Regions from separate parts of the Mus musculus genome. Here all the other regions are linked to region 1. A link is a loop called in an ENCODE intact Hi-C map of the cell type or tissue named here. Cell type or tissue: gastrocnemius. All regions are shown on one strand.

What was found. Hi-C counts contacts between places; a loop is a spot of excess contacts. Peaks named below come from ENCODE experiments on the same cell type or tissue, not always from the same donor. Only the 100,000 strongest peaks of a DNase experiment are listed, where the experiment ranks them.
Region 2: a loop joins it to region 1, with 4 times the contacts of the local background. A loop is called at or near these places in 22 of 42 quality-filtered maps.
Region 3: a loop joins it to region 1, with 17 times the contacts of the local background. A loop is called at or near these places in 20 of 42 quality-filtered maps.

What each region holds. Positions count from the first base shown.
Region 1 is chr4:58,745,850-58,753,849 of GRCm38, forward strand. No RefSeq gene overlaps it. Among named protein-coding and RNA genes, the nearest start is that of Olfr267, 36 kb to the right of the region's middle. In gastrocnemius, a CTCF peak has its summit at 3,871 (motif pointing left); a DNase peak (open chromatin) is centred at 3,299; H3K4me3 peaks cover 666 bases; H3K27ac peaks cover 1,813 bases.
Region 2 is chr4:58,415,094-58,423,093 of GRCm38, forward strand. No RefSeq gene overlaps it. Among named protein-coding and RNA genes, the nearest start is that of Mir3095, 22 kb to the right of the region's middle. In gastrocnemius, a CTCF peak has its summit at 4,320; a DNase peak (open chromatin) is centred at 2,411; H3K27ac peaks cover 276 bases.
Region 3 is chr4:58,262,401-58,270,400 of GRCm38, forward strand. It overlaps the pseudogene Gm30907. Among named protein-coding and RNA genes, the nearest start is that of Musk, 20 kb to the right of the region's middle. In gastrocnemius, a CTCF peak has its summit at 4,103 (motif pointing right); a DNase peak (open chromatin) is centred at 4,102.

The DNA.
Region 1 (8,000 bases):
GAAGAGCAGAGTGTCTCGACCCGACAGACTGGAAACAGTCAAATCCCTGAGCTGCAAAGTTGTTTTCTTCCTACTCTACCAAAACCCAGTGTGTACACAGAGACCTTGGTGGAAGAGCTAAGTCCTAAGGACCCCCAAGACCGAAGTGTGCCCTCATGTGTTTACATTAAGAATGGTTTCCTAGGTTCCCTGGTGAGTGTGTATCTGCTCTGGATCAGTGTCCAGCAGTTCTTTGCAAAAGAAAATGGAGCCAGATGCAGTTAGAGCATCTGGAGTCCTGGATGGTCTGGAGACTGAGGGAAGAGATCACTTGAACCTTCTAGTGTATTCCTAGCCTGATGGAAAAGAGGGAGGGAGGGAGGGAGGGAGGGAGGGAGGGAGGGAGGGAGGGAGGGAGGGAGGGAAGGAGGGAGAGAGGGAGGGAGAGAGGGAGGGAGGGAGAAAGTTTGAACAAGGATTTATCAGAATTAACCAGTAATCCCTGTAGCAAATCATTTTTGTTCTGGACCTGGATCCCTGCTGCTACTTTTTGGTACCCACCATACCCAGCCTCAGCCTTTTCTCCTTCTGTGTCTTTAGAAGCCTATGCTCAGTCGCGAGAGCCACGCTACCACCTGCACATGACTTAAACTATCTGAAGGTTTGAAAACCCTGGGGAGATCTTGCCCATGACCAAATCTTCAAAGCCCAGCCTCTTGCCTGGACCTTGGATACCTTCCCCTCTAGGAGGTGATCTCTACCATTCCTCTGTGGGATACAGCAGAAGCTACAAATTTGCCTAAAATTGTACCCTTGCTTGGATATTGTCCTTCTAAGAGATCAGCTTACTCCTTTGTCTGTCTGTCTGGGGAACCCTAACTTCATATCTACCACTTATGCATAAGCTCAGATCTTCAGCTCCACACCTCCTTGTGCATAAACCAGTTCAGGGCAATCCCCAATTTTGTTTTGTTTTCTTTTGTCTGTTTTTAATCTCTGATTCTGAATGCAACAGTATATCCAGAATATATAAGAAGTATAATCTTATTTCTTCACAAGCACACACAACGTTCAGTATGTCTGGGAACCCCTTCTGTTTTAATGTGAAGTCCTTGGGTTCTGTTTGTTTGTAAACAATACTGAATTCCTGGCGGGCAGTCTGAAGTGGGCTTCTGCGCCGTGCGCGGCCATCAGTGTGCAACCCTGTACGCATCGCAGCATAAGGTGCACGCGTCACCAGTCAAAACTCAGTTTGGCATCACGTTATGGATGCGTGAAAATTCTATGCTTCTGAATGTGAGTGGATCCCCAGCCATTTCTAGAGACTGAATGTGGCCCTTACTGTTTCAGAGATAATGGGTCCTGTGTTTGGTGTTCAGACTACACGTCTCAAAGGGGATCTTTGTCTGCTTAGCATGGAAAAAACATTAGCTTCTGTATTTATTAGAAAGAGAACAGCAGCCCACACTCAGAAGAAACCACCCCTGATAGTGTTAAGTTACAACTGTTAAGTCAACCCGTAGGTTAGTGAGTTAGTAACCCAGGCCAGAGACATCGGGGCTGGGTGAGGGTGGGATAAACAGAGCCCATCGCGGTGGGGAAACATGGCAGCAGGAGGAGGAAGCAGAGATCTTACATCTTCAAGTGAAAGCATGAAGCAAAGAGATTGAACAGGGAGTGCAGTGAGACTATAAACACTACATAACGTCTAGGATCCAGGTCTGCTGAGATGGTTCAGCAGGCGGAGGCACTCGCTGCCTAGCCTGGCGACCTGAATTCTATCCCAAGGATCTACACAGTGGAAGGAGAGAGTTTAGTCCCACAAGTTGTCCTCTGACCACCCATGTGAATACTATGACATATGAACACCCCCTCACACAATAAAAACAAGTAAATGTGTGTGTGTGTGTGTGTGTGTGTGTGTGTGTGTGTGTGTGTGTGTGTGTATGTTCCAAAAAAGTAAGAGAAAACAAGCAATATTTGTCTCTCTGAGTTTGGCTTCAACTTTGCTTAATATGTTGATCTCCAGATTCATCCATTTTCTAACAAATGACATAATTTCTCTCTTTATGGATGAATAAAGACTTCTCTACTTTTTGATGGCAAAAGAGTATCCTGTTATATAAACCATAATGACGCTTGGGTTGGATCCATGGCTGGGCTGTTGTGTGTGGTGTTATAGTTAATTTGGGTGATCAGGCATCTCTTCAACAAACTGATTTCAAATCCTTTGGAAATAGGCGCAGAAGTAGGGTTGCTGGGTTACAGCAATTATTTCTTTACTCTTCTGAGGAACCTCCCTATAGTCCTCGAAAATGACTGGACTTCACAAAGTGGTTTGTTAAGCAACATGCATTTGAAGCACTGAGAAAATATAGGTCATACTTCTGTTATTTGGTTTATTCCTTTTGTTCAAACCATTCACAAAATGAATCAAAATGCTCTTCTGGGAACCTGGTATCCAGGTCAGTGGTAGAGTACATGCTGAGCACACACGTGGTCCTAAGTTCAAATCCCAACACTACTTATTGTTTAAGTTAAAAAAAAAACATTCTAGCATGCAACATTTATTGAAAATCATTTGAATTTATTTTGCATTCTGAATAGTAAATACACTTTTCTGTTGACACCATTATGCAAGAAATGTGTTTCCGCCTCAGGGTGATCTTAGAACATTTAACTACACAACTTTTATTGCAGCTCTCGTGTGTTGATGGTATGAAATTAGACGCAATGGGAGCACAGAACAGTCCTTTAGATACTTTGCCAACTTTGTCACTTTCGTGCATTTAATCTGTGTGAAGTGACCATGTTGAAGGTATTATTACTCTCATCAGGACGGAGCTGGGAGAATCAAATGCTTTGCCCAAGACAGCCCCAGGATTTGCAAACTCTGCAGTCAGGTGCAAGCCCCTGGTAAATCTGGTCTTCAGTGCAGAGCGAACGGACCTTGGGTCAAGGTCACAAATAACAACCATATAAGCAGCAAGCCTATAGACAATATGTGTTTTTAATAAATATTATACATGAAAATTAACGAGGACACATCATTTCTAAAATATTAAGTAACATAATTGAATGAAGTGTGTATACAAATAAAATTAAGTTTAAGAATATTTTGAGGTATAGCTTAAATAATCTTGAAAGCAGTTTCAATGCTAGGTTAAATTTGTCTATAGGAGAACTCAAATCTCCCTAATTCATAGTTTACATTTTCTATGGTATGCCGTGATCCTGGACAAAGCCTTGTGGCTGATTTGATGACAAAGCTGGACAGCAGGAGACTTGGAACCCGAATCCTCCTCAGCCCAACAGAGATTGGGCCCCAGCAAGACTGCGGTCAAGGGCTGAGCAGCACTGGGGCAGGTCACAAGGCGATCCCGGAGAACTTGTTCTATGAAGAAACACGTGACATCTAGCCACGAAGCTGTTGTTCTGTAACTTTTCAGCCTCGGCTCTAACCATTCCAAAACAGGAGCGGAAGAGCGGGTTCTGACTAAGCTGCAGAGAGATGGAATTTTAACCAGCCTCCTTGGGGATATTATGAGCATCTTACAGAAGGGGTCATATCCTGTTTCTTCCTCCGGTTGCTACAACTGTGGTTTGTATATTGGCTGTATCAACTAATGTGAATTTATAACCAAAAAAGAAAAAAAAACAGCCAAGAGAAATCCATACTCTTGCAAATGTACATTTCTCCTAACAGCAGGCACTGTTTTAATTCTGGTTAGGTTTGGTTTGGTTTTCTGTTATAGAAGAAAAAAACACACATTTTCATATCCTACTGTTATCACAGAAAGTAAAATACTGACATAAAGGAGTTTCGAATTCAACATTAGTATAAAACAGCAAACACACTAAGGGCCTTAATAACTACACAGTGCCCCCTAGTGTGAATATAAAAATTAGCATGAACCCCACCAAAATAATTGATCTCTCTGTTTCTCTCTGTCTCTCTCTGTCTGTCTCTGTCTCTGTCTGTCTCTCTCTCTCTCTCTGATATGTGTTATCAGATGCCCAAGGAGGATAGATAGAAATAGGTGTCAGAGCCCCCCGGTACTGTAGTTACTTCTAGTTGATTCAGTTGATTGTAGATGACCTTCTATAAGAACAGCAAGTGCTCTTAATGATAAGCCCATCTCCCCAGCACCTATTTACTCTTTTAAATTATAGGAACATTTATTTTTGTGTCAATTGACTTATATAAAACTTTATATTTAATTTATAATAAACTTCCCATAGGGTAGATGATCAGATTCAAATGAGAAGTAATATGAAGGCATATGAATGACTAGTAAGACACTCCAAAAAACAAATACACATTTCTAAGGGGAGAAGATAAGGGGACATAAGAGAGTAAGGAGAAGGAAATTCACGTTTCTTCACATTCTGTAACCCAGCTGGTCTGAAACTCAGCATTGGGTAAAGGTGACCTTGAATCTGAGATCTCCCTGACTCCCCCTCAAGAGTGCTGGGTCTTTTTATGCAACATTGGGAACTAAACTCAGAGCCTTGTTTATGCTAAGCAAGCAATCTACAGCTGAGCTCCATCTCCAGTCAGGAAATGAGCACCTAACACCTCTGGAACATAGCTGCTTTTTAAAAAGAGAGAGGAGGGGAGGATTTTCCAAGAGTTCAGGAAATATTAACTTGCAAAATTTTCCTGAGCCAATCATTTTGTAAATTTTCTCAAAGGAGAGCTCCCGTCATCAGAGTTGACCACCCACTGGCCACAGTCTTCCATGCTCTTTGGTGTTCTAGGCATTTCATGGTGCTTCTTTCCTCCTGAATTTTATGCTGGGGTCCGGACTTTGTCTTCTTTGCTCTGACCACTGAGAAGTGCTCTCCAGTACTACAGAAATGCAGGTACTCAGCAAAGCCAAAGGACCACTTAACAACATCCTGCCAGGCTTAAAGAGTTTCCCTAGCTGGACCCAAGATGGAGGGAGTCTCTGTCATGCATTTCTGCTCTTACGTCTTTGTTCTCTTCTTGTTTCACCAAGAATCTGTGTATACATCTGTACTGGCTAGTTTTGTGTCAACTTGACACAGGCTGGAGTTATCACAGAGAAAGGAGCTTCAGTTGGGGAAATGCCTCCATGAGATCCAGCTGTAAGGCATTTTCTCAATTAGTGATCAAGGAGGGAGGTCACCTTATGGGTGGGACCATCTCTGGGCTGGTAGTCTTGGGTTCTATAAGAGAGCAGGCTGAGCAAGCCAGGGGAGGCAAGCCAGTAAAGAACATCCCTTCATGGCCTCTGCATCAGCTCCTGCTCCCTGACCTGCTTGAGTTCTAGTCCTGACTTCTTTCAGTGATGAACAGCAGTGTGGAAGTGTAACCCTTTCCTCCCCAACTTGCTTCTTGGTCATGATGTTTTGTCCAGGAATAGAAACCCTGACTAAGACAACATCTTTTCTTCTTTTCTCAAACTCACTGCCCCAGTCTGGAGAATTCTTAGACTGGTCCTCAGTTTCCCTGAATTTCACCGTGACTCTTACATGAGAGATCACTAGAACCTCAGTTATATCAGAAGAGAAACCTGGCTATGATAAAATGAAGAAAATGCTCATATTTTGCACTGGCTATAAATTAGTGCCATAACCCACTGGATACTAGTTATACCCAATTCATCTATTGCTAAGACTTAATTCTGCTGATGTCCACTATGTAACTGATTGTTTATACTTCTTTTCCTATCTTGGTATCCTCAAAAGTTCAAGCCAAGCATGATGTCACTATATGATGTCACCTATATTCTCAGCACTGGAAAGGCTGAGGGAGGAGAATGATGAGTTCAAGAACTAACTTGCACAGTGAGACCCTATCTCAAATAAAAATTTTGATGACTCCTTGTATGTACTGATATTTTTTCAAAAACCAGCCACACTTGATTGTCGTATACGATATTTCATTTTCTAAAATTGAGAGGAGAAGAGCAATAATATTTTACCTTAATAAAATTAACTTTTACTTATATGTGTATGTGTTCCCTATAGTAAGACTATACAGGACAGCACTGAAAGGCATTCAACAGTTCTCAAGCCAACACAATGGTTTTATATTAAAAAAAAAAAATCCCTGCCACTCAGAGGTTAAGGCAAGGGGATCGCTTTGAGTTTAAAGCTAGTCTGACCTACAAAGCAGTATGAGACCCTGTCTCAAGAAAACAAGCAAAAGAAAACCAAACAAACGCTTGCATGTTTTGAATAAGTAAGACTTCTTGAAGCTGTTGTGCTTTCAGGGCTGGCTTTAGCAAAAGCAACAAGAATTAACACTTTGTTTTTGTTCCACTGGAGTAAACATGTGGAGAGATTCTAGACAGAAAGAACAAAGCTGTCACCCAAACATGGAAACACTGAGTAAGTAAGCATTACAGCTCAACTATTGGGCAAGTGGGCTTGCTCCAGAGGCATGGAAAACAACCTTAACACAGACTCAGTGTCAGATGGGGTAGCGTGAGCCACTTTCTGAGATACAACATCTTAAATTTATTCTAGATGGTGGTCTGGCATCATGGCACATGTCTATCATTCCAGAATTGGAGAGGCTGAAGCAGGAAGATCAGAAATTCAAGGCCAACTTGAGGTTACACCACAAGCCCTTGTCTCAAAAAATAAAACAAGTAACAAAAAAGATGCAGTTGCATATTTATTCAGTTAGGGAAACATCAGGTTATGAGAAAAGATGAAACACTTGTATGTGAAACACTTTATTTTATTTATAACTATCCTATTCCTAAGAGAGGGTCCTTCAAGCCCTCCTTCACCCTTTAACTTCACAACCCACCCACTGGCAGATTTCTGCTGGAATGTGGGAACTGTTAGGACTCAAAGAAACCCAGGACAATTTACTAAGTAAAGTACATATTTAACATATAAAAGTGCATGCTGCTACCTGAAAGCCTTTCTCCTAAGGGCTGGGCTTCCACTTCCCACCCCAAGCCTGAACACTATATAATGTAACTCAGCCATTTTGGCTACAATTCTCTTGGCCTCCTGGCCCAGGCAGCATCTCTTGGTCAGCTGACTGTGTCCCGCCTTGACTCTCCCCCTGCCTGCTTTCTCCCTCATATCTACAGTAGAAACTGTCTCCATACTTTAGTAGTCGTCATCATGTCCTCCTCCTTTTATTTCATCTTTTAGTTAAGAAACAAAGATTCTTTGAGGCTGTTGTGTTTTATTAAAGAGAGAGAGAGAGAGATGTTTGATGGATGAGCAGTCAGATGTAGGGGAAGGGGTTGCCTCTGCAGGCCCAAGCTGAGCCATCCCTTCCCCCTGATGGACCATCCACACGACAGTACAGTATAGAATAGGGTTTATTCAGAGCATGGGGAGGGAAGTTGAGAGGGTAGTAGAGACAGAGAAAGGCAGAGAGAGAATAGAGAAGTAGAAGCTGGCCGTGAGAACATGAAGAGAGAGGGGAAGGGAATGGGAAGAAAGGGAAAAGGGGCGAGAGAACAGAGCAAGAAGGCCAGAAAGACAGAAGAAGAGCCAAGCTGCCCCTTTTACAATGAGTCAGGCACACCTGACTGTTGGCAGGTAATGTGGGGCGGAGCCTAGACAAAATGCTAACAGAGGCCATGTTCTTTCCTTGTCATCCAACCCCAGCACACCACCAAGAACAATCATAACCATTAGCTTTGTGATCAGCAAGTTAGAAAGGGCAGATCTTGGTGAGTAGACAAGGTGATTTGGGGAGAAAACACCATTTAGGGTCTTCAGGCAATGAGGGGCTGTTGGCCTCTTAGTAAGTAGATAGGTCATTTCTACAAAGTCAAAGGACCATGAAACCTAGAATCTTGAAACTTGGGACTCAGGATTGAAACCTTCATCCCACACTATCAGAAACGCATTTTTTTTCAACATTGTCTTTGCAGACTTATTTTGATTTAGATCATTTCCTCCCTCTTTCTTCACCTTAATCTTTTGAGTTTTGTTTTCTGTTTGGTTTGGTTTGGTTTGGTTGTTGTTTTTGTTTTGTTTTGTTTTCCTGCCTTCCAACCATAGGTATAAGAGCCTCT
Region 2 (8,000 bases), 330 kb before region 1:
TCTTCTCCAGCCCCTTCTACCCTCTGAACTAATTGCCTTCAGACCTTGCCAGACTTGACAACTTCCATCACATACTCCTCCCACAGTGGCCTTTTGTCAAAGGCAAGTCTGGGAGTCTCATATGGATCTCCATGTCTATACGGTTATTTAAACAGAAGAGCTTCTGTTTGTGCACAAGACCCTTTGTGATCTGGCTTCAACCTGTCCCTACACTGTCACCTCCAGGCTTCCTCCCATATACCCTGCTCTCTGCTTAGGTCCTTCATTTCCCCACAACACAACACGCTGACCCATGTATCCTTTCCTTCCTGGTACCTGCTCCTCCTGCTGATGGAATGCTGTTCTAAACCCCAGCGTGTTTTGTTGTGTTTGTTTGTAAGTTTTCTCATCCTCCTAGGATTTAGTTCCCTGGCTCTTCTGATAAGCCATCCCTTTATCCCCGGTGTGATAGATTGTGACCACAGCTATTCACAGCTTTCTGCATTTACATTTTTTAAAATTTCTATCTTTAAATTTCTATCTTTAATTGTGTATATCTGTGTGGGATTGGTTCTGTGTGTGCAGGTGGGTGCAAATGCCAGAAGAGGCCAGAAGAGGTCATCAGAGCACCTGGAGATAGAGTTACAAGTGGCTGTGAGCTGACCAACATGGGTGTTGGGATCCATGCTCAGACCCTCTGCATAAGCAGTACTAGCTCTTAAGTGATGCGCCATCTTCCCAGCCCTTGCATTTACGTTGTGCTGGGGCCTCACTATAATCAAAGTATACTTCAGCACACCTTCACTTCGCAGCTGGCTGGTGCCTTACTGCTTCATAACAACTCAGGAGCAGATATGATAATAAACCAGCTCCAAGCCCCGTTAGACAAACTGACAACATAGTTATGAAAAGAATGGGTCTGAGTTTATCCCATAAAAAGAAAGAGATAGACCTGGACCAGATCCTCTCCAGTGAGTTGACCTGAGTCAAGCTTCACTCCTTTGACCTGATGTGAATGCTCACTGTTATATGAAATTGAGATAGATGTTTTCAGTTTAGTGTAGCAATAGCTTTGCTTATCTTTTAGTGGCTACTCTTGCTGTGATGAAACACCATGACCAAAAGCAGTTGGGGAGGAAAGGGTTTATTTGTTTCCATGTCCTGAATCACATACAGCTCACTGAGAGACAGCAAAACAGGAACTCAAACTCAGTAAAAACCCAAAGGCAGGAGCTGATGCAGAGGCCATGGAATGATGCTACTTACTGTCTTGCTCACCATGACTTGCTCAGTGTGTTTCTAATAAAACCCAGGACCACAGCTCAGGTATATATCCCCACCCAAAATGGGCTGGCTCCCTGCAATCAATCACTAATTAAGAAAATGTCCTACAGGCTTGCTTGCCTACTGGCTAGTCTTAGGAAGGCGTTTTCTGAGTTGAGGTTCCATTCTCTCAGATGACTTTAGCTTGTGTCAAGGACAGCTGGCATATCAGCTGTGGCTTCTCCCCTGTCCTCTCACATGTTTCCATTCCACATCCTCCAAGAAAAGAAAGACGGCAATGCTGGCACCTTGGTCTTCTGTAGTTCCTATCGAGCTTATCTCAAACTCCAGGCAGTGAACTGAATCTTGCACACTGAGCTAGTTCTTTAAAAGGGAAAAACTGAGACTGGAAATACAGCTCAGGGGAGAGCTTGCATGGCTCTTAGCCCCTGAGTTTGGATCCTCAGCACAATGTCTGCTGGAGAAGAGAGGGATCGCCTAGGCTTGCTGACTTATAGGCAAGTTCAAAGTTCAATGAGAGACTCTGTTTCAAGGCACACAGGTGGGTATGCATCACACACAGAGGCGCATGTGTGCACAGAGAGAGAGAGACAGAGACAGAGAGACAGAGAGATAGAGACAGACAGAGACAGACACAGATAGAGAGACAGTGGCAGAGACAGAGAGATACAGAAACAGAGAGAGACAAAGAGACAGAGAACTACCCTGCCTATCATGCAACATTTCTCTCAGATAAATGGAAGCTTGAGCCTTTTTCTTTAAGGAGTAAACTCTCTAACCCAAACAATTTTATCTTCTATGTTTTCAAGTACATATATTTTACACAACTTTTATTTACAGACATGAAATCATGGGAAGAAACATCTGATTGTCTAACTAACTTTAACCTTGGCTAGTCACAGAGATCGACTCTTTTGAATTAGGAACACCTTGAAAATGCTTACAAGTGAAAACTCATTAACTTCTCAATGCTTTTGTGCAAGTGTTTCTGTGCCATGAGCAAAGGTTTGAGAATTAGCCTACCAGAGGTTCAGTTTCCAGAAAATTACATCTTATAAAACTGATTGTAGGCCAGGATTTGTCAGTGAGAGGAGAAATCTGAAAGACGTGGTCTTGGGAAGATGCCAGCGTTAAAAGACTCACTCACATTCCACCCTCACTGCCAAACCCAAAGGAACAGGCAGGGGAAGTCTGGTTTAAGTCCAGAGAAAGGCAATTTTGGTAGCCAATTCTCACACTCGGGAAAAGGTTTGCTGGAGCTGTTTAGAGTTGTCCAACCTTGAGCATGGACAAGGAACAGTCATACTGGTAAGATTTGGACAACCTCTGTTGTCCACGCTTACACATGGTGATGGAGAATTTTGCATCTAATTTCTTTGTGTTTTATAGACAAGTGGCAAGCTTTGTGATGCTACAGGGACACTCAGAGGGATGACTGTGGTCAGGACAAAGCTCTCTTGGGGACATGCTTATCCGATAACATTCTATGAAAGCTATAAAGGCAAGATTACTTATATACTATTTATATTTATACAAAATGCTTGCCCAAAGTGATTGTTATGTAAGTGAGATAGATTTTAATTTTTCCTACTTTTCATATCTTTAAAGTTTTTAAAACATATATAATTACATCATTCTCCCTTTATCTTTCCTTTGTCCAGCCCTCTCCATGTGTTCCTAACTTCATCTCAAATTCTTGGCCTCTTTTTCTTTAATTGTTATTGTTCCATATATATTGCATAAATATACAAATGAAGCCTATTGAGTTTATTTAGTATTACTTGTGTTATATGATTTCAGGGCTGACCACTTGGCACTGGTTAGTCAATTACTTTCCATTTCTTAATATATTTCATTAAAAAATTGCAGCTTTACTATGAAAATGGTAACTATCTCATACAAAACAATATCTGCACATCAAAGCTTGAAATCAATGAAGACTGTTTTCCCAGCAATCATTGAACCCAAACCAAGCAGTGAAGAAAAAAACAATCAAACAAACAAAAGCCTTACTGGACAATCTCAGGGGGGATAGTGACCCCTTCCAGGCAGCCATGGCCTCTTCGCCAAACCAGGCTGAAGATAAAAGAATCTCCTTCTCTGGCTCCAGATCTCTAAACTCCATGGAGACCAGTGTTCTTCTGGTGCAGATTCACTGAAAAGACTTCTGTTTCTTGTACCTATATGCCAGAAATGTGTTTCTAACCTTTTTTTTTTTTCTCAATTAAACAAGAAGCTATATATTATACACAATCCTTTGCTGAAGACCTTAAAATATTTCATCAACAAATCCTCCTTATTTTTAAATTTATTTTTTATTATTATTTTTATCCATGTGCATGCATGTACGCCCTCACTAATATATATGTGTGTAATGTATGTACAGAAGCCCATGAGGCTCACTGGATCCTCTGGACCTGGGGTTACAGGTGGTTGTGAGCCAACATGTGGGAGCTGAGAACCAAACACTGGTCTTCAGCAACAACAACAGCAAACAGTACCTGGTTCAAAGCCTTCCTCATGAGTTACCATGAACTAACTTCCTATGGATCCCTGCCTCCCATCCTCCCAAAGCAAATTAGGAAAAAAGTCTTCTCTTAGGTGAAATGGTGAATGTTTTACATAGATTAATAAGGGTTGTTGTTGTTAAGTTTCCCTGTTCCTCTAGCCACCATACACAAATACACACACACATACACAGATACACAAGCACACAGAGAGAGAGCGAAAGAGAGAGAGAGAGAGAGAGAGAGAGAGAGAGAGAGAGAGAGAGAGAGAGAGAGAGGGAGAGAGAGAGAGAGACTCTTAGACAAGCAGAGAACCTAGAAACTCATATACAGTCTTCCTTCCTGCTGTCTTCTATAGGAGCTATCTGTCACTGCCTTTGTGACTCTGTTTCCGGGGAACTTCAAAGTGGGCAACCTCTTTCCTAAACTTAAGGCTGAGGGATGGACAAATTCCTGATAAGCGATTTAATGTTTGACTGGCTGTCACGTCAGGAGGTCTGATTTGGGGCACTAAGTTGTGTTCCTAGGGACCTTCTGGTTGCAATTACCACTAGATGTCCCCCTTCTCCTCAACCTAAACCACAAAGGAGCCTCTATCTCATACTCCTGCCACAGCAGGGCAGGTGAGCACGGGGTGGGCAAAGCCTCCCTCGGGCAGTAAGCACTTTCAATATTACCCACCAGCATGAATAGCCTTGGAAAAGTCCACCAGTATCTTGCACTTCTGAAGCATAAATGTTTTCCTTTGGTCCTGCCCCATTATCAAGTCCATCATTTCATCGGGGCAGTACATACTGAACCCAGCAAAGCTTTTCATATGGACTCTTTTTTTTTTTATATTCCTTAACTCTCTTCTTCTTCCCTCATAGACTTGAAGGGTCTCTTGAGCCAACCAAATCCTGGAGAGAAGTCTTTGAACCTTCAGTTTTTACTCAGTAGCTTCTTGGACCATGTGCCTGTACAACATATAAAGAAGTCAGATTAATATTATAACAGATCATAGATTAGCCTGAGATCAATCCCTTCCCATGTTGGTAGAAGGCACAGAAAAGTCAGCCATCACTTCATTCGCAGGAAGTTCTACTGAGAGACCCATCCAAGCTTCTCATCATCTGTGAGAGACCAAGTGTCTCTCTATCTGTGATCTCGATTTTCCTTATCCATTTCTGTGGTGCATGCTGACTTCACCGCTCCTTTCCTGTTAGGCTATGAACAGTGATGCCCAAAACTTCTGATGGTAATTTGCCAGTACTAATATATCCACAGTCTGATAAACTACAAGTCCATGTATGGGTACCAAGGGGGAAGGGAGATACAACTAACTTTTTCCAACAAAGGCAGGTGGGAACCTTAAACTAGCCAAGGCAGGGCAAACTCAACTCTCATTGGCTGAAAAACCTTTTAAGGATGAAATTTTGTAGCCAAAGTTCTGTGTGTACCCAAGAATGTTCCAAGAATGTAACACTATCACAATTACCAAATTTAAAAGATAAAGAAGACAGGAATGATCGAAGAGATATATTTCTAGAAGTCCTGTGGTGAAATGCTTAGAGAGCCACATAGGGAAAAAAATGTAAACATGGTTCCTTAAGGCACCTCTGAGTATGAGTCTGGCTGCCTCCTCCAGCTTCAGCAGACCATGAAAAGGAAGAGACAACATTATATCTCTTGGATCTTAGAGGGACTAAGGGGGCTTATTTTGTCTGAAGGTGCAAAAGAAATCAAAGAAATGATCCAGAGGTGATGTGAGAGTAGCCAAACTTGAAGAATTGGGCTGAAAGCTTCTCTGTGGGTTAAAAGAGGGCTGCAGACCTTCCAGGTTGGTGGTGAAATCCGGTAATGGTTGGCTTGACTCATCTCACTGAGGCTGAAATGGAGCACAATGCTTTGGAGAGATAATATATATATATATTCAGTGTAATTTAAGAAATGCAAGTAGTACATTTCTTTGAGCTCACAGAGGTTTGCATCAAAAGGACTCACTGAGTCCTCAGCAGAAATTGTTTAAAGAAAATTAGTTATAATAACATCAAATTTTAATGTATTTTAACACCTTTTAAGGTGTTCTTAAAGATGGTGCCCTTGTTGCTATTCTATTGCTATGATGAAACACCATGACTGAGCCAACATTTAAAAGAAAGCATTTAATTGAGGGCTTGCTTACAGTCTCAGAGAATTAGTTCATGACCACTGTGGTAGAGAGGTGGGAGGCGGGCATGCAGACATGGCGCTGGGACAGTAGCTGAGAGCTCACATCGAATCTGCAAGTTGCAGGCAGGAAGGGAGTAGATTGGGCACGGTGTGAGTTTCTGAAACCTCAAAGCCTAGCCTAGTGACAACCCTTCTCCAGCAAGGTCACACCTACTCTAATAAGGCCACACCTCCTCCCAGTCCTCCTAAACAGTTCCACTAACTGGGGAGCAAGCATTCAAACACACAAGCCTGTTAGAGCCATTCTCATTCAAACCACCAGATAGCCATGTATTCTCTGTACCTTGATCAGGTATGCTCTAGCCAAAATCTCATCCAAGTATGGGGAAGTGGGCATGAAATTCCACTCCTAGCTGAGAAGTTATCAGCGGTTAATAGATGCTGGAAGGGGGAGAGTCAGTTTTCTTTAAAAGCCTGGTTCTAGCCGATACTTAACCATGCTCCTGGGGATGACCACACACCCAAGACTATAAGAGCAACACAAATGAGAACTGATGAGTTTTTAAAACAACAAGCAAGCAAAAAGCAAGGACATAAAGTTGGTTGGGTAGGGAAGAGAGTAAGGGATCTGGGAGAAGTCCGGGGCTAGAAGAGAGTAGGATCAAAATACATTGTATAACGTCTCAAAGAATTACAGAAAGAAAAATGGGGACATCAAATAAAACTAACTAGAAAGAATATTTTAAGCTTTAACATTCCTAGTGAAATAGAATACATAATGCAGAAACTTAGACTCTCTCCCAAGGAAACAATGCACTGTCAAAATGGGATACGTCATTCTGCTTTTCTCAATAGACAGCAGGAATTCTAAGACACAATCAACATGCCCAGCCTAACAAAAATGCAAATAGCTCTCCCTAACCATGTGACTGCCTGGGAGGATGGATACCAATAGAGAGAGTCATGATTTCTGAAGTCCAGAATAAAGTTGATATGCCAATGGTCCTGATTACCCTTTTTTATCAACGCATAAATACCTAGGCTGAAGATGATCGAGGCATGTCCCTTTTTTGGTTTTTCCAGACAGGGTTTCTCTGTGTAGCCCTGGCTGTCCTGGAACTCACTTTGTAGACCAGGCTGGCCTTGAACTCAGAAATCCACCTGCCTCTGCCTCCCAAGTGCTGGGATTAAAGGTGTGCGCCACCACCACCCAGCTCGAGGCATATCATAAGGTTTCTTTAAAAAAAATTATTGTTCAAAACTATACACTCAGTGGAAAACATCCATGAAAGAGGAAAGATGAAACATGTGTCGCACATTCAAATTGTCACAAAGTATAACTTCATGGGCTGGTAGGGGTAAATCATTTAGGGGAACCAAAAAAAAAAAAATTCCTTTCTAAAGAGACAACTGAAAGGGAAGATGAGATTTGAGATTTTAAAAGGAACACTGTACCAACGTCACCAACTGGCAGTGAAGTTATCTCGGAGCTCCCTGGCATATGTGAGCAAAGATTTCCATGTGAAATTAAACTGGGAAATAAGGATCAGGGAATAAATAGGCAAATTATTTTAATGAATGAAGAACAGTGGGGAAGGGGGGGTGGAAAGAAAGTCAATTGGTGAATTGGTAGCAAAATTACCAAATTTGAGACAGGAAAAACACATAGATTTACATGGACAGATGTTGAAATGTTTCTGAAAGCCATCTCTTTAAATACACAAAACTTCAAAGTAACTGGACAAATAATTTCAAGATGTCAAATTAGAAGGAAGAAAGGGAGTCACACATGCGTAATAAAGAGAAACAAAGAGTCAACCAAGTAACCATAGCATGCAAAGCCTTGCGGGGTGACAGGAAAAAGGAAACAAGTTTCTTCTGTTTGTAACACAAGTTCCCCAAGGAACGAGAAATTAAAAGTGGGCAAGCCAACGAGAAGGAGCCTCAGAAGTGCTGATGCTTAAACCAAACAAATAAGGGGGGAAAGGTTGAATAAGGGCATATTCTACCATTCACAGAACCTAAAAAAAAAAATCCATACATTCATAAATAAGTTGCTTCAAATTAAAATTTAAAAAA
Region 3 (8,000 bases), 480 kb before region 1:
GCTTTGCCTCTTTTTCCCATTTTCAGGGAATTTCCAACTAGAGTGTATTTTCCATCTCTTTATCCTTTAGCTCTCTGAAAGATGGGCTCTCACGATTGACTCATCTCATCCAGTGCCCATTACTAAGTCCTTCGTAAGGGCAACACTTCTTTCCAGTATTTCACACCTAAGGTCATTTTCTTTGGTTGGGAGTCCTTTGCAGTCCACCGACGAACCTGCTGACTCCTTCCCAGTCTCAACTCTTTCCCAGACTGTTTTGCTCCCTGTATCTGCCACTGTGAGTAGCTGCCAGAGGCAGGATCCATTCTTCAGGCACAGTAGGCTTAGTCCATCACAGTGGGGAAGAAGGCACCGTGGACTTGATGGCAATGGGAACTGTTTGTTCTATGTGTTCACATCCTGGTAGGCTAAGAGCCAAAGTGTGGATTAGAAATGAGTCTCACTGCAGTCAGTCTGTGCCTCAAAGGATAGTAGCCCAGAAACTTAGACTACCCAAGATACAATTTACAAAACACATAAAACTCAAGAACAATGAAGACCAAAATGTGGATACTTCATTCCTTCTTAGAATGGGGAACACAATACCCATGGAAGGAGTTACAAAGGCAAAGTTCAGAGCTGAGACAGAAGAAAGGACCATCCAGAGACTGCCCCACCTGGGGATCCATCCCATATACAACCACCAAACCCAGACACTATTGCATATGCCAGCAAGATTTTGCTGACAGGCCCCTGATATAGCTGTCTCTGGTGAGGCTATGCCAGTGCCTGGCAAATACAGAAGTGGATGCTCACAGTCATCTATAGGATGGAACACCTATAGCTCTCTTCCTAAAGAAGGAGCTAGAGAAAGTAACCAAGGAGCTAAAGGGATCGGCAACCCTATAGGAGGATCAACAATATGAACTAATCAGTACCTCCTAGAACTGTGTCTCTAGTTGCATATGTAGCAGAGGATGGCCTAGTCGGCCATCAATGGGAGGAGAGGTCTTGCGAAGATCATATGCCCCAGTACAGGGGAATGCCAGGGCCAGGAAGAGGGAGTGGGTGGGTTGGGGAGCATGGCAGGGGGAGGGTATAGGGACTTTGGGGATGGCATTTGAAATGTAAATGAAGAAAATATCTAATAAAAATGTATTTAAAAAAAAAGACAAAGAAATGAGGCCCACTGCAGTCAGTCTGTGCCTCAAAGGATCCACAACTTCTCAAAGCAGTGCCACCAGCTGGGGACCAAAAGCTCAAGCACTTGAGGGGCTTTTCAGATTCAAGACTTAGCATTCTTTCCGAAGCATTTTCCTCATTACTGTGAGATAGTTCAGGAGTACTTTTTCTTCACTTTTTTTCTAAGTGTATGGAAAATATGAAGTTCACATATGGAAGTTGTTTTGAGATTTATGTAGCTCATTTGTTTTCGTTCCGATGTTTATCTGTAGGACATATATTGGGAGGCCTCAATTTTTACTACTACAACTTCCTTTGGTTCTCCAAATTCTCCTGAACTTCTTTGTACAGGATGCATTTTAATATGTTTTCAACTATTACTGAAAAACCTATTTGACTTCATCAATAATTAAAAATATAGACTGTTTATCTAAACTTAAATGTCATTGTGAGTGTATGCTGACTTTCATAAAATGGGACTAATCTAATTGTTTATTTCCACAAATATTCTTGGACAGTGTTGAACATGTAACAGAAATGACCATGAAGGCAGTACCAGTTTTGACATAAGTCTCCTTATGATCAGCACTTGCTAGAAATGGAGTTAGACATGTTTACAATTACATCGACATTCTCAGAGGCTGAGTAGCCTAGGTTTAAGGACACACTGTGTCTCTAAGATCTTCTTGTACTCCAAAACAAGTTTTATGTTCTAGCTCTGCTCAGTTACCATGGCCCAACTTGTTCTTAACAAGTAGAACTTTTATGGTCAATCAAGCCAAGCCTTATACTCCTCCTGCCCAAGAAACAGCCACCAGATTCTTCACGTCATGCATTTCATATGACTCCCAATCTACGTGTGCTGTCCAGTTGCTTTACAATCATCAGACTGCCCCGGTGTGGAGGCACGTGTGTGAGGAAATTCCACATGAAGATGATCACATCCTGCTGCTTCATCCCTCCTGGCCTAGCTTAGGTGTCAGGCCCTGGATTAGCATGTCAAGGCTCAACCTCACCTGTACGCTTTATTTGTTTGTTTATTTATTTATTTATCATTTATTTTACGTGCATGTATGTTTCAGCTATATATATATGGCTCTGCACCATGTGAGTGCCTGATGTCGAGACGTCCATAACAGGGCAATGGATCCCTTGGCACTGAGGTGACAGATGGTTGTGAGCTGGGTGGTACGGATTACGGGAGAGCAGCCACTGCTCTTAACCCCTGAGTCATCTGTCCAGCCCCAGCATTATATATTTTTTTTAAAGAGAACAACTCCATAGAGTCAACCAGGATGCTTCATAGTAAATTCTGCTTACAGGTCACAGAAACAGACCAGGCCTGTGTGTGTGGTGTGTGTGTGTGTGTGTGTGTGCACACGCGCACATGCATGGGTTTGTACAAGCCTACTCTCTGTCTGTCTGTGTCTGTCTGTCTATCTGTACCTCTCTGTCAAGGCTGAGCATATCCCTGAGTGCTGAGATTGTGAGTCTGTCACCATCAATCCTAGCTTGATGCTGTGGTGTGGATCGAATCCAAATCTTTGTGCATACTAGGCAAGCACCCTACCAACAGAGACCAGTCCACGATCTACTCCTAATACAGGCTCACACCTATCTTTTCTATAAAGTGAATGGACATACAGCTGAGAATTCTAAAAAAGTAGTCTTCCGTAATAGATGGCTGGAGGCATCAGAGGGCATCTGCACACAGAAGGGATCATACTGGTGAGGTACAAAATCACTGCTTACTACCATGTGGAGCTAGCAAGGGGACAGGAGACTGCAAATACATAAGTATGCCTGTGTTATGTAGGGGCAATTATAACACCTGTGACCTGGGGCCTTTGTAAAGCTGTAGAATGGATGTCAGAGTTGCTAAGATGAAGTTTAGCCACTGTTCTGTTTCCGTGAAGAGAAACCCATGACTGTGACTACGTATAAAAGGAGGCATTTAATTGGCAGGGAGCATGGTGGCAGGGAGGAAGGCACGGTGCTGGAGCAGTAACTGAGAGCTTACATCCTGATCTGCAGGCAGGAGGCAAAAAGAGCAACACTAGGCCTGGTGTAGGTTTTTGAAACCTCAAAACCCACCCCTAGTGACACACCTTCTTCAAGCCCACAACCCCTCCAACAAGGCCACACTTCCCAAGTCTTCCCAAACAGCCTAGATGGGAACCAAACATGCAAATATACGAAGCCTAAGGGCATCCTCATTCAAACCACCACAAGGCGCTATTGACTACTGACAAGTTTATTGTGCATTAGTACTAATACATTAGTGGATCTGCCCTCCTTAGCAAGGTGGACAGGTTTGAGAATTATTGTAAACATAGTGTCCCTGGGAATTGAGAAAGTGTTGGACAAATCATTTATTATATCTCTGTGAACAAAAAATATAGGTGATCTATAATAAGTAAGCAGAAATAACACCTCTCATTACTCCCTATAAGCTATTGGCACACTTGTTTGTGTCGGATGCTCCAGCCTACAGAAAACACCCATCAGGATCTTCTGTTCTAGTTTCCTGTGCTGAAGAATTCTCCCCATTCGTGACCTTACATCTGAGCCAGTCTGACGCGCCCCTTCCCACACGCACATCTTTTATTTGGCTCTTTTTCTTTACCCTGGGCCTCGGACCTACTGGTCATTACAGTTTGCTCTCTCACCTGCACTCCTGACTGTAGCTCCTATTCTGTCTTTGACAGCATCCATGAACTGTGAATTAAAGATGGTCCAGTAACAAGGCCCAGCAAAAAGATAAACAATGAAGCTTATGCTCAACTGTGCTGAGGGGCGTTAGTGGTACCCATGCAAGGGTTAAATTATGTCAGCCTTCCACAGGATTCCTGCTTCTTCCCCACTTTTCTTCTCAATCCTTTTCGTTTGGTTTTGATACATACTGGCTTCCTCTGTACTCTACGTGTACGAGTTGATCAGCAGATGGCGCCGCCAACCTGAAGGAACCCTAGTTGGCCGCATAAAATTCAGAAATAATACATTTAAAATGATTAACAGTTGGCTATTTTCATTCCAAATATGGGTGGTAAAAATTGAGGAAATGAAGTATAATTTGATAAGAAACCAATAGCAACATGTTTATATTGCCAATTTTCATGTAAATGCATTTGATGAGAAGAGAACCCAGAGAAGCTTATTAGGTTTTCAAAAAAAACACTCTATTATCAACAGATCACCGTGTAATTACATCTTCCTCAGCAACGTGACTTACTAGGTCTGTATAAATATATCATAATTTAGCCAAGAAATGACATGTTAACAGGAAACGTAGGTTGCTTCTAATATCTTATATTCATAAATAGCACTTCCTGAACTCCTTCTGGTAATTCCCTAGTTGTGAGGAACATATTTCATATTTATAGGATATGCTCTGAAAACTTAAGGAATTATTTCAAAATGATTACAGAAAAGGACCTGGAAACTTGTACGTTTGAGAGTGATTGAAATTTTCAATCTTTTCATCAACTTAGAGGGTTTTCTTCATGTTCCCCACCTTTTCCAAAAGTCTCTCAGGCCTATAACCCCATGTATTACGACTTTATGGGGTATAGATTAAAAATAACACCATAACTTGGGCACCAAGCATCACAATGTGTACCTAAGGTGACTAATTCATAATAGTAAAAATAAAGATGGAAATCTGCAGATCTGTGTATTACAGAGTCCTGAATACGGGGTTGGTTGGTTGGTTGGCCTAACAGTATTGACTCTCTAAGTAGGCCAGGCATGGCGGGGCTCACCTTTAATCCCAGCACTCAAGAGGCAGAGGCAGTTAGATCTCTGTGAGTTCCAGGGCAGCCTGGTCTCCATGAGAAGTTCAGGTCAGCCAGGGCTGTGTAGTAAGGCCCTGTTGCAAACAAATATTTCTACTATCTCCGCCTATAAATGAGGCCCTGTTCATGCCATTGATAACAATAATTATCATTAGAACACTTAGTTTTCTAATTTTAGTTTTTAAAGGTGAATCAGGTCAATTGATGTCCCATTTAGCTTGTGTCCTCTGGATCCGAGTGTCCCTCTGGGATAAAGGAGGTTGGTAGAGCAGTCACAGAGCTAAGCATGTCCCCTTACACCACCTCCTTCCTGGCAAAACAAACTTGTCAACCATCCCCAGCCCACTTTCTACCGTCCTCGTACCACATTCATGGGCTCATGCGAATACTGGAATCCCAGTAAACAACTGGACCCTGACCTCACCTAAGACCTTGGTCCTCACTTCAGGCTCCCTAAGAAGGTTCTGACGCCTGCTGCACTACATACGCAGAGAGACAGAGAGTGGTACCCACAGGTCATGCTGCATATTTCAGAGACATTTACTTACGCCACCTGAGAAATGGAATTTAGGCACGTGCACAGCTGTGCTCTAAATCCCCATGGGGCACAGCTGGCTTAGGTCTACAGGCCTCCTGACAGCTCTCTTGGCTGTTCCCATGCAGCTAGCTAATAGCGACCAGGACAGGTGCAGGACTCCAGCCTTTCAAAGTTTCACTTCTTTTATCAGCAGCGCTGATTTTGTAAAGTATGAAGGTTACCAACCCATTCCTACCCAAATTTCCTGGTAACCCAGTAGGGTGTCCTAGGGACCCAGGTGTTCCTAATAAAACTTTGACACATCTGGATAGGACCGAGCCCTCAGGCTGTACTAGACCCTGCCAATCAAGCACACAGGCACCCTACAGGACCTGCCAGGAAGACTGGGGGCTATGAGTGCTTTGGGTTTAACTTCCTTGTCAAGATGAAACTAAAGAACATTGGAAATAAGGCATTCCTCTAGTCACTAGTAGTTGGTCAGTGCCAGGCTCCTTGTCACAGAAGTAGCTCTTCATTGTGCTTCATATCCCAAAGTGCAACAACCCGAAGAAACCTCATTTCCATAGTGAGGGTCAGTATTTGCTGCTTTCTGAGCTCTGAGAAAGAGATTTCCTGTCACTCTATAGTTTTCCTACCCTCTGTTCTTCCTGTTAAAACAGTCTTTCTCCATTTTCTTTTTTAAAAAGTTACTTTAAATAAGCTTTTTGTGCACTGTAGTGAGTAGCCAGTTATAAGCCCTGTAACAAATATTTATCCTTAAATTCTGTTAGAAACCAGGGCTATCTCATTCCTGATGTTTATGTCTGAGCTTTATTTGCACACAAATCCTGGTTATTCTCTCACCCTGCTATCATGAGAGAAACACTGTAATCCTATTGAAGTGTTTGGGACTGGAGTGTCTGTTTATGTGTCTCTGGTACATACATGAGATATCACATATCCTGCTTATTATTTTGCCCAAGTTCTGTTTTGCAAGTTACCATAGACATCAGTTTTTAATCCAGTAAGAACAGTGTGATATGCAAAAGTGTGTTATCATACAATGCCAAGTTCAACTGTCAAGTTTCAAACAAATGTTTACATCAATCTTCTGCGGCAAACCTTCATTACTTGATGTGTGGGGGAGTTAAACGTCCATCTGGGTATGAGTTAGAAGTCTACTTACTGCCTGTGAGTCAGGCATGGACTAGGCTGTGGATTGTGCCATCAGCTGGCCTGCTGCATGACACAGAATTGTCTCCACCAGCCACAAATTACATCTGTCTATGCCTCTATTTGTTAGACAATCTGGCACCAGGGACAGCTGAGAAGAAAGATTTTAAAACAGCTCATTTGATTGATGTGTTTAAAGCTATCTCTAAATCCAAATAAAAAGCTAGGTGCTATCAAGAACACATAAATCAAACATGACCCTCTTTGAGCCCTGACAGGGTCTGGCTAAGGCCACGTGACACCCACGTGTGCAAGCTACAATTGACTTACATTCAATGTTAGACCAACCAACCAACCCACCCACCCCATATTAAGGACTCAGAGGCCTTGGCTTGTACTGCACCATAAAATAGGTCACATTTTAAAGTTGGCTCAGCTGTGAGATGTAGTGCAAGGCCCAGCATGTAAGCCATGATGAGACCAAACTCAATGGTGGAGCTTAAGATTTCTGTGAAGTCTCAGTTAAAAATGCAAAACATGGTTGATGCCCAGGAGGCTGTTGGGAGATCACCTGGGACCAATGAGTGGGCACAATACATGGTGTTATAAAATAATGATACTTGGTAGCTAAATGCCAATCACTTGAACTTCACATTGGGAGAACCCAGTGCTGGGCCGTGAGGAGTTATGGTAACAACTTTTTATGCCTATGAAAACTCTGTTTGTGGGACAGTACAAAGTACAGCATCAGGTAGAGCTCAAATCAAAACAACCCCCCCAAAACGCCCCTTTTGTTGCCTGTCATTCTCACTGTCAACAACCAACACCAGCTCTATCTAATGTATGCTATGAGGAATTTTCTAGAAGAGTGTGAAGCTCTAGAAATCAACCACAAGCCTAAATACGTAAACTAGAAATCTGAGTGAAAAACAAGGTCATGGCTGGGAGGCACTTTTTCAAGTTCAGCCCAGGAGCTGCTGGACCCTGTGACTTCCTGTCACCATGGCTGATCCTTCAGACTCTGCTGCTGCTGCCATGCGCCATGATGAATGAACCCTAAAGCAACATTTTGCTTTGTTTTTGCATGAAGAATCTCATTGGCTCATCCTGGTCATGTGATCATGCGATATGCTTTAGTTACATGGAAAGTAGAATCTGGAAGCTGCAGCATCATTAATGATAGACAGGGTCTTGATGCCATAGCAGGTCCTGAAAGTGGAAGGGTGAAGGGCCTGGAGACTTAGGAGCAAAACTACATGTCTGTGCACACACACACACACACACACACACACACACAACACACTATAGCAGTGGTGAATTTCTGCATTAGAAACTTTAGATTTTTGTTTACTTAT